Regions from separate parts of the Homo sapiens genome. Here region 1 is linked to region 2. The links are chromatin contacts, found by Hi-C or POLR2A ChIA-PET in ENCODE. All regions are on one chromosome and are shown on one strand. Each heading gives the region's core, a stretch centred on a gene start or an enhancer-like site at or near the end of the contact. The rest is flanking DNA. Distances are from core to core; before and after follow the strand shown.

Region 1 (5,546 bases), core at 45-2,544, 93 kb before region 2:
TTAATACAGAGAGATGTGTGTCTCTGGGCCGAGCAGCTAAGAGCTGGTGGTGTGTCTTTGGGCCGAGTAGCTAAGAGCTGGTGGAGTGGTCCAACGATCATCACAGCTTCTGGCTCCTTAAAACGGAAATGACCTAAGTCACTGTCTATGAGCCAGAAAGCCACTGGTTGCTGACTAGGTCATCACACCTTCAATTAAATGTGGACACAGGCAGCTCGATCACTGGCAGTCACGGGGGACAGACAGAAAGTGCCTACACCATTTTCCAGTCTTTAAAAAGCATGTCTGCATCTGTCAGAGGAGGACGGGCTGGACTGCAGCCAAGGCCCGTCCTGAGGGTCCCAAAAGGTTAGTTCCCCCCTTTAAACACGCTCAATTCTGAAACAATCGATCACATGGACAAACCCAGACCGCCCAGCCTCGTCTACATCTGCCTCCCCCGGGGTCCAGTGGCCCAGTGGGCCTCCTCCGAGATGAGGAGCAGGGCCGGCTCTGCAGGCCCGATGTGGGCCCCACTGGAAACCAGGGCCACAGGGAGGGCTATGCTGAGCCTGCAAACTGCGAGGGGCGTGGACCCTTCCAGTCCATACCTTCATCACCACCACTGACAAGGTGAGGAACACCAGCACCGTGAGCTCGTACGCCACAAACGTGGGGAACACGTGGAGCCCTGTTGGGAACAGGACAGACACGTTACGACCGCAGGACAGCCTCCCCCAGCGCACACTATTTCTCACAACTTCAGTGTGTCACTTGCTTCAATACAGGAATTAAAATCCTAAATCCTCCCAAGTGCACGTGTGAAAGCAACAGCAAATGCTAAAAAGCCGCCCCTTTCCTGAGCGAACCGGGGAAAAGCCTGCCCTGGGATGACCTGTCTGATGTGGTGGGATCCCAGCTCCACTCCCTGCAACAGGCCTCAACTGCAGAGGACACAGCAAAACACACAGAGGCGGCACTCGGTCTGGCACTCCTTCAGGAAATATTCCAGCTGAGGTGCAGATGATCCCAGAGCCCACAGCCCCACAGTGCCCAGGAGTGCCCAGGAGTGCCACGCTCACAGGACGCCTGTGGTCAATGTTCCTTTCCTTCCTTTATTTGGCTCACACATTTTTAAAAACAATGGGAAACGTTGTCTCCACATATTTCTTCTCTCTGCTCTCAGGACTCTCGGACTGGGCTGCTCAGTCCTGCTGTGCTGCCGAGTGACGCAGAGGGGCCGGCGGTGCTGGGGCTGGACCTGAGCTTGGGCTCAGCTCTCCAGCCACAGCCTGGAGCTGCCCAGTGATGCATGTCAGCCCTCGGAGGAAGCCCGGCAGCCCAGAGGCCTCCTCTTGATCGGAAGGACCCAGACCCCAGGGTTAGGTGCACGGAGCAGGCCCATGACCTTTCTGCCGTTCACAAACCACTGTCTCTACCTGACCCAGAAACACAAATGTAAACACTGGCCTTTTTTCTCTTGCCACGACCCGGGGTTCTCTTGCGCTTGAGGGCTGCCTTCTCTGGCCACCCAGTCTTCTAGCCACGGCCCCTCCTCCTGGGTCTGGGTCTCAGAGCTGCCCCCTCCATGCCCACTCCCAGTGCTCCCCACGGCCCCTCCTACCCCGGCCACCAGCCTGGCCCCACTGTGTCCCCCTCATCAGCCCCAGCCCCACGGCGGCCTGGGGTCCACCTCCCTCTCTCCCCAGCTGTCAGCTGAGCCCCGGCCCCAGTCCTGCTTCCCCTCAGGATGTCTGTGCCTCTGCCCTGCTGCAATGCCCGGTCCAGGCTGCCTTTGGCCACACTGGTGTCTAGGAAGTCACTACCGTCACGGCCCTATGTCCACGCCGGCACAACTGAGACAAGCTCACAACAGTGTATGGCACAGGGGACGCTCCCACCTCTCCCCAAAGGGGGCCTCACATCGCGGCCACACAGGTACCCAGGGCTCCCCACCTTGGGCGTTCCGGGCTGCGTTTTCTCCCCGCTGCTGCCCGGTGGAAAGCCTCCCCTTCATCTCCAGCCCCACTGGCTTCCTTCCTGCTTGGGAATGTCCTGTTCCAGAGATTCCAGGCTTCCTTCCCATCTCCTACCTCTGGACTTTTCCACAAGCCTCTCTTCCTCCCCAGCACGCCCTGAGCCTCCACCTCTGCACCTGGTGGCATCCCTCACCCCGGCCAGTCGCTGATGCCCCGGAGGCTCCTGTGCTCTCAGCTGAGCTGGACAGCTGTGTCCCTGCATCTGCCCCCCACCCAACCCTGGGCTGCAAGCTCCTTCAAGGCAGGGCTGCCCTGGGGACATGGCTCACTCCACCCCTGCCTGAGCTCAGTGCAAGCTCCTTCAAGGCAGGGCTGCCCTGGGAACATGGCTCACTCCACCCCTGCCTGAGCTAAGAGTTCCTGGCCCTGGGGGCGGAGTGGGGGTGGGGGGAGTGAGCCAATAATTATGGAGCCTAATGCATTCCAGTCAGTCCCAGAAACAGCAATGAAAATGAGAGACAGGAAACCTCCCTTCAATTTCTTTAATGAGCTATGCTGACTTTTCTATGCAGGGTCATTTATTCTCAAAACAAACATCAAACCTATACTTGGTGTAGCACTGAGAAACTATGTGGGCTCTGGGCTCAAGTCTTGGGTTCCTGGGCCCCACCGGCTCCACAGCACCCAGGAGCACCACATTCACTGTGGACCCAGCTCGATGTTTCAATCTCTGTGTGCCTCAGTTTCCTCATCTGTGAATGTGGATTTGGAGGCTGAGTAAAGGAAATTTGCCATGTGAGGTATGTGCCTGGTTCAGGGCTGCTAAGGACGCTGCCTGCACAGGCACCAGGCCATGGCGTGAAGGTGAGCGAGGCTGGCGGGGGCGCACACCTGCATCCACCAGGGAGGGACGCCCAACAGCAAGGCAGCTCCCAGCACTGTCCCAGAGCCAGCTGCCTGCTTCTGAATGCGGGGAACATGAGAAGAGGATGAAATCCTTGCTGTAAATTTCACAAGACACACCCAATGACTGACATTGTCGATAAAGCTGGAGTGACTAGGAATTAGGGAGCTGGGCAGGCATCTTCCACAAAGGCCAAGATGGAAAACACTTCGTGCTTTATGGACGAACACCTGCTGTGGACTGAGCTGTGTCCTGCGAACTCCTACGTTCAGGCTCCAGCCCCAGTGTGGCTGTATCTGGAGACAGGGTCTGCGGGAGCTACTTAAGGCAAAATGAGGCCACATGCGTGAGAACCTAATCTCTCCGCGCAGGCCATGGCGGCTGAGCCACGGATGACACAGCCAGGAGGCACCATCTGTGGAGCAGGCATGGCCCTCGCCAGACACCTGGATCTTGGACTTCCAGCCCCCACAACGGTGAGAGATAATCATCTACTGTTTGAGTGCCCGGTCTGGAGGATTTTGTTGATGGCCCGAGCTAATAAGTAGCCCAACAGCGGCTGCTGATAAAGAGTAAATGAGCAAGCGTGGCTGTTTCCATAGAGCTGCATTTACAAAGGCAGGTGGTGAGCAGGCCTTGGGCCGCAGCTGGCGAACCCTCATCTAGTGGGAAGACCACCTGCTCCGAAACCTGGGCCGGAGCCACACTGCCACGTGCCGTCCACGAGACCCCGACCTTGCTCTGTGGTGCCTTCTGGGCCATCCTTCGGCGCAGCAGCCCTTCCTCACTCAGGGCCTAAAGATTGCCCTGCCCCTTTCACACCCTTCAGATGCAGCCTCGACTCAGAAGCACAGCCTGGGCCTCACCCAGCGGGCACGAGCCTCGGGGCGGGAACCTGAGAGCGACGCCTGCCAGCCTGCAGGTGGCTGTGGCTGTGGCTGTGGCTGACCTGCAGAGGAGTCTCTGCGGCTGCACCGGGCAGGCAGCCCGGACACATCTGTTGGAACTGGGAGCTCCACCCGGGTTTCTGCCGCCCTGAAGTGGATATCGGGTCCCACGCACAGAGGCAAAGGTGCCGTCTGAAGCGGGCAGATGCCGTCTACGTGCTGCCTGGACTCCAGAACAAAAATAAGGTCCTGGCCGAGTTAGAGAAAAAAGTGAGCTATAAACAAGTTCTCAGATGGCAGAAAAATTAACTTGAATTCCCTGATATACTCAGTACCAAAAACTAGAGCAAAAACACGTAGAATGATGTGAATAGAAAGGGTTCTCAACATAAAAGAACTCTAGTTTGAAGACAAGGCAAGCATGTCTGTGTAAATCACATATTTATGAAATTTTAGATTTTTAACAGGAGCTCTCAGACATGCACACTCAACAAAGCCCCGGCGGACAAGACACCAGGTCACACGCCACGGCCAGGGCAGCCTGGGGCTGGAGCAATGTGGGAAAAATCAGGTCAGGCCTGATCCATTTTATTAGTCCTCGTCTAAAAGAAGTGAAAGGAAGATCAGGAAATCAGTTTATTTAGCTTGCTGAGGAGGAGTCACCAGGAGCGAGGTTGGGGGCACGGGGGGAGGAAGTGGGGGTCACACACAGATGGAGGGCGGGGGGAGGGGGAGGAGGTGGGGGTCATGGGCAGGGGGAGGAGGTGGGGGTCATGGGCAGGGGGAGGGCAGGGGGAGGAGGTGGGGGTCATGGACAGAGGGAGGGCAGGGGGAGGAGGTGGGGTCACGGACAGGGAGGGCGGGGGGCAGGGGGAGGAAGTGGAGTCACCCACAGAGGGAGGGCGGGGGCAGGGGGAGGAGGTGGGGGTCACGGACAGAGTGGGGGCAGGGAGAGGAGGTGGGGGTAACACACAGGGAGGGTAGGGGCGCAGGGGGAGGAGGTGGTCACGGACAGAGGGAGGGCGAGGGGCAGGGGGAGGAGGTGGGGTCCGGACAGAGGTAGGGCGGGGGGCACGGGGAGGAGGTGGTCACGGACAGGGAGGGCTGGGGGCAGGGGGAGGAGGTGGGGGTCACAGACAGAGGTAGGGCGGGAGGCAGGGGGAGGAGGTGGGGGTCACACACACGGAGGGCCGGGGGTGCAGAGCAAGGGGATCAAATGGCAGCCGAGAGGCTCTCCCGGGACACACTGACTCGTGAGGCTGCATTGGGGTCAGGAGGTCACGAAGCCCCTGCTGAATGGTCCTATTTCACCTGCGACAAGGGGCCCAAGCCTCCCAACTCTGTGCTGCTTTCAGGACTGCCTCGGCTATTTATGGCCTTCAAATTTCCACATAAAATTCAGAATCAGCTTTTGAATTTTCCGTTTGGTTGAGGTTGTGCTGAGTCTGTGGCCCCTGTAAAGCACAGGGCATCTCAGACCCTGTGCTGAGTGGACAGCTGCCAGGGATGTGGCCCGACACCAGATCCCTTGTGATTCCACCCTCTCAAATCACTACTCCAGGCTGCTCCACAGACCCTGACAAGGGAGATTTCCAGAGCGGCCCATCTCACTGTGCTCAGTTTAAACTTTCTGTGTCAAAGTTAGTATTTCCTCCAAATTTGCCACTGACATGTTAGTTTCTGTGGCTGACCCTGAGCTCCCACCACTTGCCCTGTGTGGGCACCAGTGCCTGTGATGAGGAGGTGATGAGAATAACACGCATTCTCCCCTGAAGGTGATCTGGCCGCTTTCAATGC
Region 2 (5,188 bases), core at 467-2,966:
TGCTGAGGGAGCCAGCTAGTGCTCTTGGCAAAGGTTTCCGCCGCCTGCGAACTGAAGCGCTCAGCGAGCGGGCTGTGTTAATCCCCTCAGCAGCACACGCTTCGGCCCCACAGTGCAGTTGTGCCTAAAACAGGTGAGAGTTTGAACGAAGGGCCGCCCCTCCTGTCTGTCTTGTTTGGATAGGGACCCTGCGTGCATGCTGTTTTTTGTTTTGGAGTTTTGTTTGTTTGTTTGTTTGTTTCTGAGACAGAGTTTTGCTCTTGTTGCCCAGGCTGGAGTGCAATGGCGTGATCTCGGCTCACTGCAACCTCTGCCTCCTAGGTTCAAGTGATCCTCCTATCTCAGCCTCCCAAGTAGCTGGGATTACAGGTGCCCACCACCATGCCCGGCTAATTTTTGTATTTTTAGTAGAGACGGGGTTTCATCATATTGGTCAGGCTGGCCTCAAAATCCTGAGCTCAGGGGATCCGCCCGCCTCGGCCTCCCAAAGTGCTGGGATTACAGCCATGAGCCACCGCGCCCGGCCTGCATGCTGGTTTTGAAGTTTGTTTCTGAATCTCAGGATCATGCTAGCTGGCATGACTGTGCTGATGGCTGCCTCCACCAGCAGACAGTGGAGGGTGAGGTGAACTCACTGCTTGAGATCCTCCGTTTTAACAAGTGCTGATATAACGCCAGGCGGTTAAATGCTTCCTACTGTCTCGCTGTACACTACGAGAGTTTTTATCAGACGCATTTCTTCAGTCCAGGTGTAACTCTTTGCTTCCCCTGGGTCTGATGGAAACCAGGCCCCGAGGAAGGAGACGGGAGAGACACAGCCCTGCTGGGCTCCCGGCCTCTGCGGAGAACTGTCCTGGGGTGGGGTCGGGAGATGGACTGTTTTCCTAATTTATTTCAAACCAGGAACCCTGGCTGTGTGCATTCTGCCTCACCCCCCGTCTCCATATTTTTTAATATTCTTTTCATGAGCTAGCAGGGATGATGTAAATACACTGAGCTGACCGAGGGCCGGATGGGAGGTTCTAGTGAAGCCTGCGGTTTGCTGACGACTTTCCCCCTCAGTGCAGTCCAATTATTTGGGAGCCGTTAAACACCGCATGCTGAGAAGACACCGTCATTGTTCACACAGGAGCTAGATAGACTTTGTTCCCTCTACACTGCATTTTTTAAAAGTTTTCTATCAAAAACACATTTCATAATCGAAAAGTTTTCTAAATGATAAAACCGCATGTCACAGATTAATCTCAACATTATGTTGAGTGAAGGAAGCCAGACACCGAAGGCCACACATTGTATTTGAAATGTCCAGGAAAGGCAGAACTGTAGAGACAGCAGATGGGTTGTTGCCCGAGGGGTGAGGGCACGCCCCGCAGCGGGCGGCAGTGACAGGCACGCCTGCACACATCTGCTCCCGCATCACCCCACGCCACACACGGGGAAGTGTGCGCACTCCTTCCAGGGACAGCGAGAGGAGCCCCTGCTCTGTCAACGCTCTGAATGTGCTGCGGCTGCCGGCAGAAGCTAGCAGGCTCCTCTGCTGAGGAGCTGGTGCCTGTCCAGACGCAGAAGAAAACTGACACCTCCCACGTGGGGGACAGAAAGGTCCTCTCATTGGTGCCACCTGCAGAGATAGACAAGGAGCGCCTGGCCATCAGAGGACGCTCCTGACAGTGACACAGTGACCACTATAAAAGTCAGGCGGGCTGAGGAGGAGACAAAGGCCAGGACGCTCCGCAGCTGTTGGGGAAGAGGAGCTGCCTCCTGGGATGGAGAAATTTAAGGCTGCGATGTTGCTGGGGAGCGTCGGCGATGCTCTTGGCTACAGAAATGTCTGCAAGGAGAACAGCACTGTAGGCATGAAGATCCAGGAGGAGCTGCAACGTTCCGGGGGCCTGGACCACCTCGTACTCTCGCCAGGAGAATGGCCCGTGAGTGACAACACCATCATGCACATCGCAACCGCCGAGGCCCTCACCACAGGTAGGCTGGGCCCACCGCGCTCCGGTGTGCGGGCTGGAGGGAACACTGGCTGCTCGAGTTCTCCCAGTAAGCCTCCGAGAGCTTTGAAGGCAGTGCGGTCCTTCAGCGGATGGTGTTACCTGATACCGCTGCTAAAAGTGGCAATTTAATCTGAGTGTCCCTCAAATTTGATATGCGGCAGATCACGTTTCTCCTGTGGTTTCTCTGAGGGTGACAGTATTACTTTACTTTGCAGTTATTAAGATTCAGTTTTTAAACGTGACTTTTCACTTGTATTTGTAAAGCGTTAACTAGGCCTAGCACCTTCTGTTTCTAATAGAGTTAAAGCCAGTGAAGCCTCTCTCGGCCGTGCTGGTGGGAGTAGGGTGAGGGCTCACTTCTCGCTGCAGAGATTAAGCCTTCTTGTTCTGAATTCATTACAAAGGGATGTAAAATAAGCCAGTTTGAAATGTGAACCCATTAATACTGTTTGGGGATTAGTTCTAAATTCCAATGAATTAAAGTTAGAATATCATCTCCCAAAATGGTTCAGCTTGGAGAGTTGCCCATACACAAATGTGTTCTAAGAAAATGACATAAACTTGATTGGACGAGATTGGAGACAAAGCTTCTTAAAATACCTTTAAGTAGCAAATTGATTTTAGGATCAAGCTTTTGCATGAATTTCAGGGAAATGGCAGGTGCACAGACATGCAGTCCAGCTTTCCTACGAGGCATTTGCTCTTCAAAACCCCGTGGGTGCTGTTTATCATGGCAGAATTAAAATCTGAGGGCTGCAGCTAAGTCAATGAAATCTCACTTATGCGTTCACTCCACCATTCTGTTCATCTGCCATGGACGTGCCCAGTTTAGTTCTGTGCTCACAGCAGAGGAATGCCATCGAGCCTGTGGCCGGTCCCTAAATAACGGGAGAGCTGAAGCGCCGGCGATAAGATAAGGCTCCCGGCTTGCTGGAGACGGGGAGGCGTCCGACTGTTCACAGCCTTGGCGTCCAGGAGCTCCTGCTTCTGGTTTTCCAGGCGGCCACTCGTGTGCCCTTAGGACCAGCAACCCCATGCTTGTGCCCCGCAGCCCAGAACAGGTGCACCCCACACACAGACACCTGTGGGACACAGCTCCGGCTTGTTTTCACCGTAGACGGCTGGAGCTCACTCTTGAGTTTGGCTTCCTCTGGGCGTCTGATGCCGTGTGTGCGCTCATACCAGCTCTGCATGTCCCATTTCTGGTAGCACTTGGTGGGCGTTTTGTAAATGGCAGCGTCCATGGCTGTGGGTCTGGTCCTGCCAGGCCCGCAGGGAGGGCAGCGGCACAGGACACTCCAAAAGTGCACCGACGGAGATCGGCCCAACAGGACACGAAATTCACACAGTTAAAAGGGTTACGGACGTTTAGGGCACTGTTTTTTGTTTGTTTTTTGAGACGGAGTCTTTCTCCATCGCCCAGGCTGGAGTGCAGTGGCGTGATCTCAGCTCACTGCAACCTCCACCTCCCAGGTTCAAGTGATTCTCCTGCCTCAGCCTCCTGAGTAGCTGGGGCTACAGGTGCCCACCACCACGCCCGGCTGATTTTTGTATTTTTAGTAGAGACGGGGTTTCACCACGTTGTCCAGGCTGGTCTCGAACTCCTGACCTCAAGTGATCCACCCACCTCAGCTTCCCAAAGTGCTGGGATGACAGGCGTGAGCCACCATGGGGCGCTATTCTTAAGGAGGAAGTAAGTTTGCTCTAAGCTCTCAGGGTCCTCAGCTGTGGACTGGAAGGGAGGGTTCACTGTGCTGCTGCAGCGTCTAGTTTGTGGGTCATGAGAAAATACGCATCCAAGATCACCCCTGGAATTGCTTACTGTGGGCGGCAAGCCACCCAGGCACTGAGGCAAGAGACAGAGGACACGAGCTGTTCCAGTATAATAAAACAAGAATAGTTATACCAGATATAGATCTTAGATATGATTATATATGAATATCATTAATCATTAGTTTGTAGCAATTACTTTTTATTCCAATATTATGATAATCCTCGCTCTATAATCATAGCCTAGGAAAAACCAGGCCATACAGAGATAGGAGCTGAGGGGACATAGTGAGGTGTGACCAGAAGACAAGAGTGCGAGCCTTCTGTTATGCCCGGACAGGGCCACCAGATGGCTCCTTGGTCTAGCTGTGACGCCAGCGTCTGGGAAGACGCCCGTTACCAGGCGGATCGTGGTCCAGCAGTAGCAAAAGGTGGCAAGGAACAACACCTGCTACTTAGCAGACCAGGAAGGGGGGGGGGGTCTCCCTTTCCCCAGGGGAGTTTAGAGAAGACTGCTCTTCCACCTCTTGTGGAGGGCCTGACATGAGTCAGGCTCGCCCGCAGTTATCCGGAGGCCTAACCGTCTCCCTGTGATGCTGTGCTTCAGTGGTCACACTCCTAGTCTGCCTTCATGTTCCATCCTGTACACCTGGCTCTGCCTTCTAGATAGCAGTAGTAAATTAGTGAAAAATTAGTACTATCAGTACTAATAGTCCCTGATATGCAGAAATAATGGCATAAGCTGTCTTTCTCTCTGTCTCCTCTCCCTCTCTGCCTCGGCTGCCAGGCAGGGAAGGGCCCCCTGTCCAGTGGACACGTGACCCACATGACCTTACCTACCATTGGAGGTGACTCGCATTCTTTACCCTGCCCCTTCTGCCTTGTATCCAATAAATAACAGTGCAGCCAGACATTCGGGGCCACTACCGGTCTCCGTGCATTGGTAGTAGTGGTCCCCCGGGCCCAGCTGCCTTTTCTCTTATCTCTTGTCTTGTGTCTTTATTTCTACACTCTCTCGTCACTGCACACAGGGAGAGACCCACCGACCCTGTGGGGCTGGTCCCTACAGCTTACCCCTCTAGAAACCAAAGCAAGCAGATTTTTTTCAACTCACTAAAAATCAAAGTCGAAATTTCACTTAAGTTTATCTTTGTTCTTTAAATAACAAATTGTAGCCTATGGAAGGGGGTCTTTAAGCTGTGTTAACAATGGTGAGGGCTGGGCACAGTGGCTCACGTCTGCAATCCCAGCATTGTGGGAGGCCACGGTGGGCAGATTGCCTGAGCCCAGGAGTTCTAGATCAGCCTAGGAAACATAGCAAGACTCCATCTCTACAAAACGACAATGGTGAGTGCTGACTCCACAGCACTTCTGTACCAGGCATTGTTCCAGCTGCTTCACGCATGTTATCCTCCACA

What was found. Hi-C counts contacts between places; a loop is a spot of excess contacts on that map. ChIA-PET counts read pairs that join two places held with the same protein, here RNA polymerase II (POLR2A).
Region 1: a map of cardiac septum shows a loop between it and region 2 (3-fold over the local background). The contact joins the enhancer-like site here to the promoter of ADPRHL1 in region 2. A Hi-C loop is called at or near these places in 3 of 168 maps with a recorded cell type or tissue (cardiac septum, heart right ventricle and testis). POLR2A ChIA-PET finds 5 or more read pairs at or near these places in 5 of 52 experiments (BJ, GM12878, HEK293 and 2 more).

Annotation. Positions count from the first base shown.
Region 1 is chr13:113,542,424-113,547,969 of GRCh38, reverse strand. It overlaps SLC9D1 (solute carrier family 9 member D1), which reads right to left. Exons shown (of 13, transcript NM_017905.6): 11 at 591-670. Among named protein-coding and RNA genes, the nearest start is that of TFDP1, 40 kb to the left of the region's middle. RefSeq lists an enhancer at 1,283-2,026. Within about 2 kb of position 1,294, at least 14 of the 41 ENCODE cell types and tissues checked have a DNase peak (open chromatin) inside an H3K27ac peak, as active enhancers do; they include heart right ventricle and testis, where a contact is called at or near this core.
Region 2 is chr13:113,450,016-113,455,203 of GRCh38, reverse strand. ADPRHL1 (ADP-ribosylhydrolase like 1) reads left to right here and starts at 1,716. Exons shown (of 8, transcript NM_001394807.1): 1 at 1,716-1,980. The coding sequence starts at 1,767. RefSeq lists an enhancer at 3,183-3,684.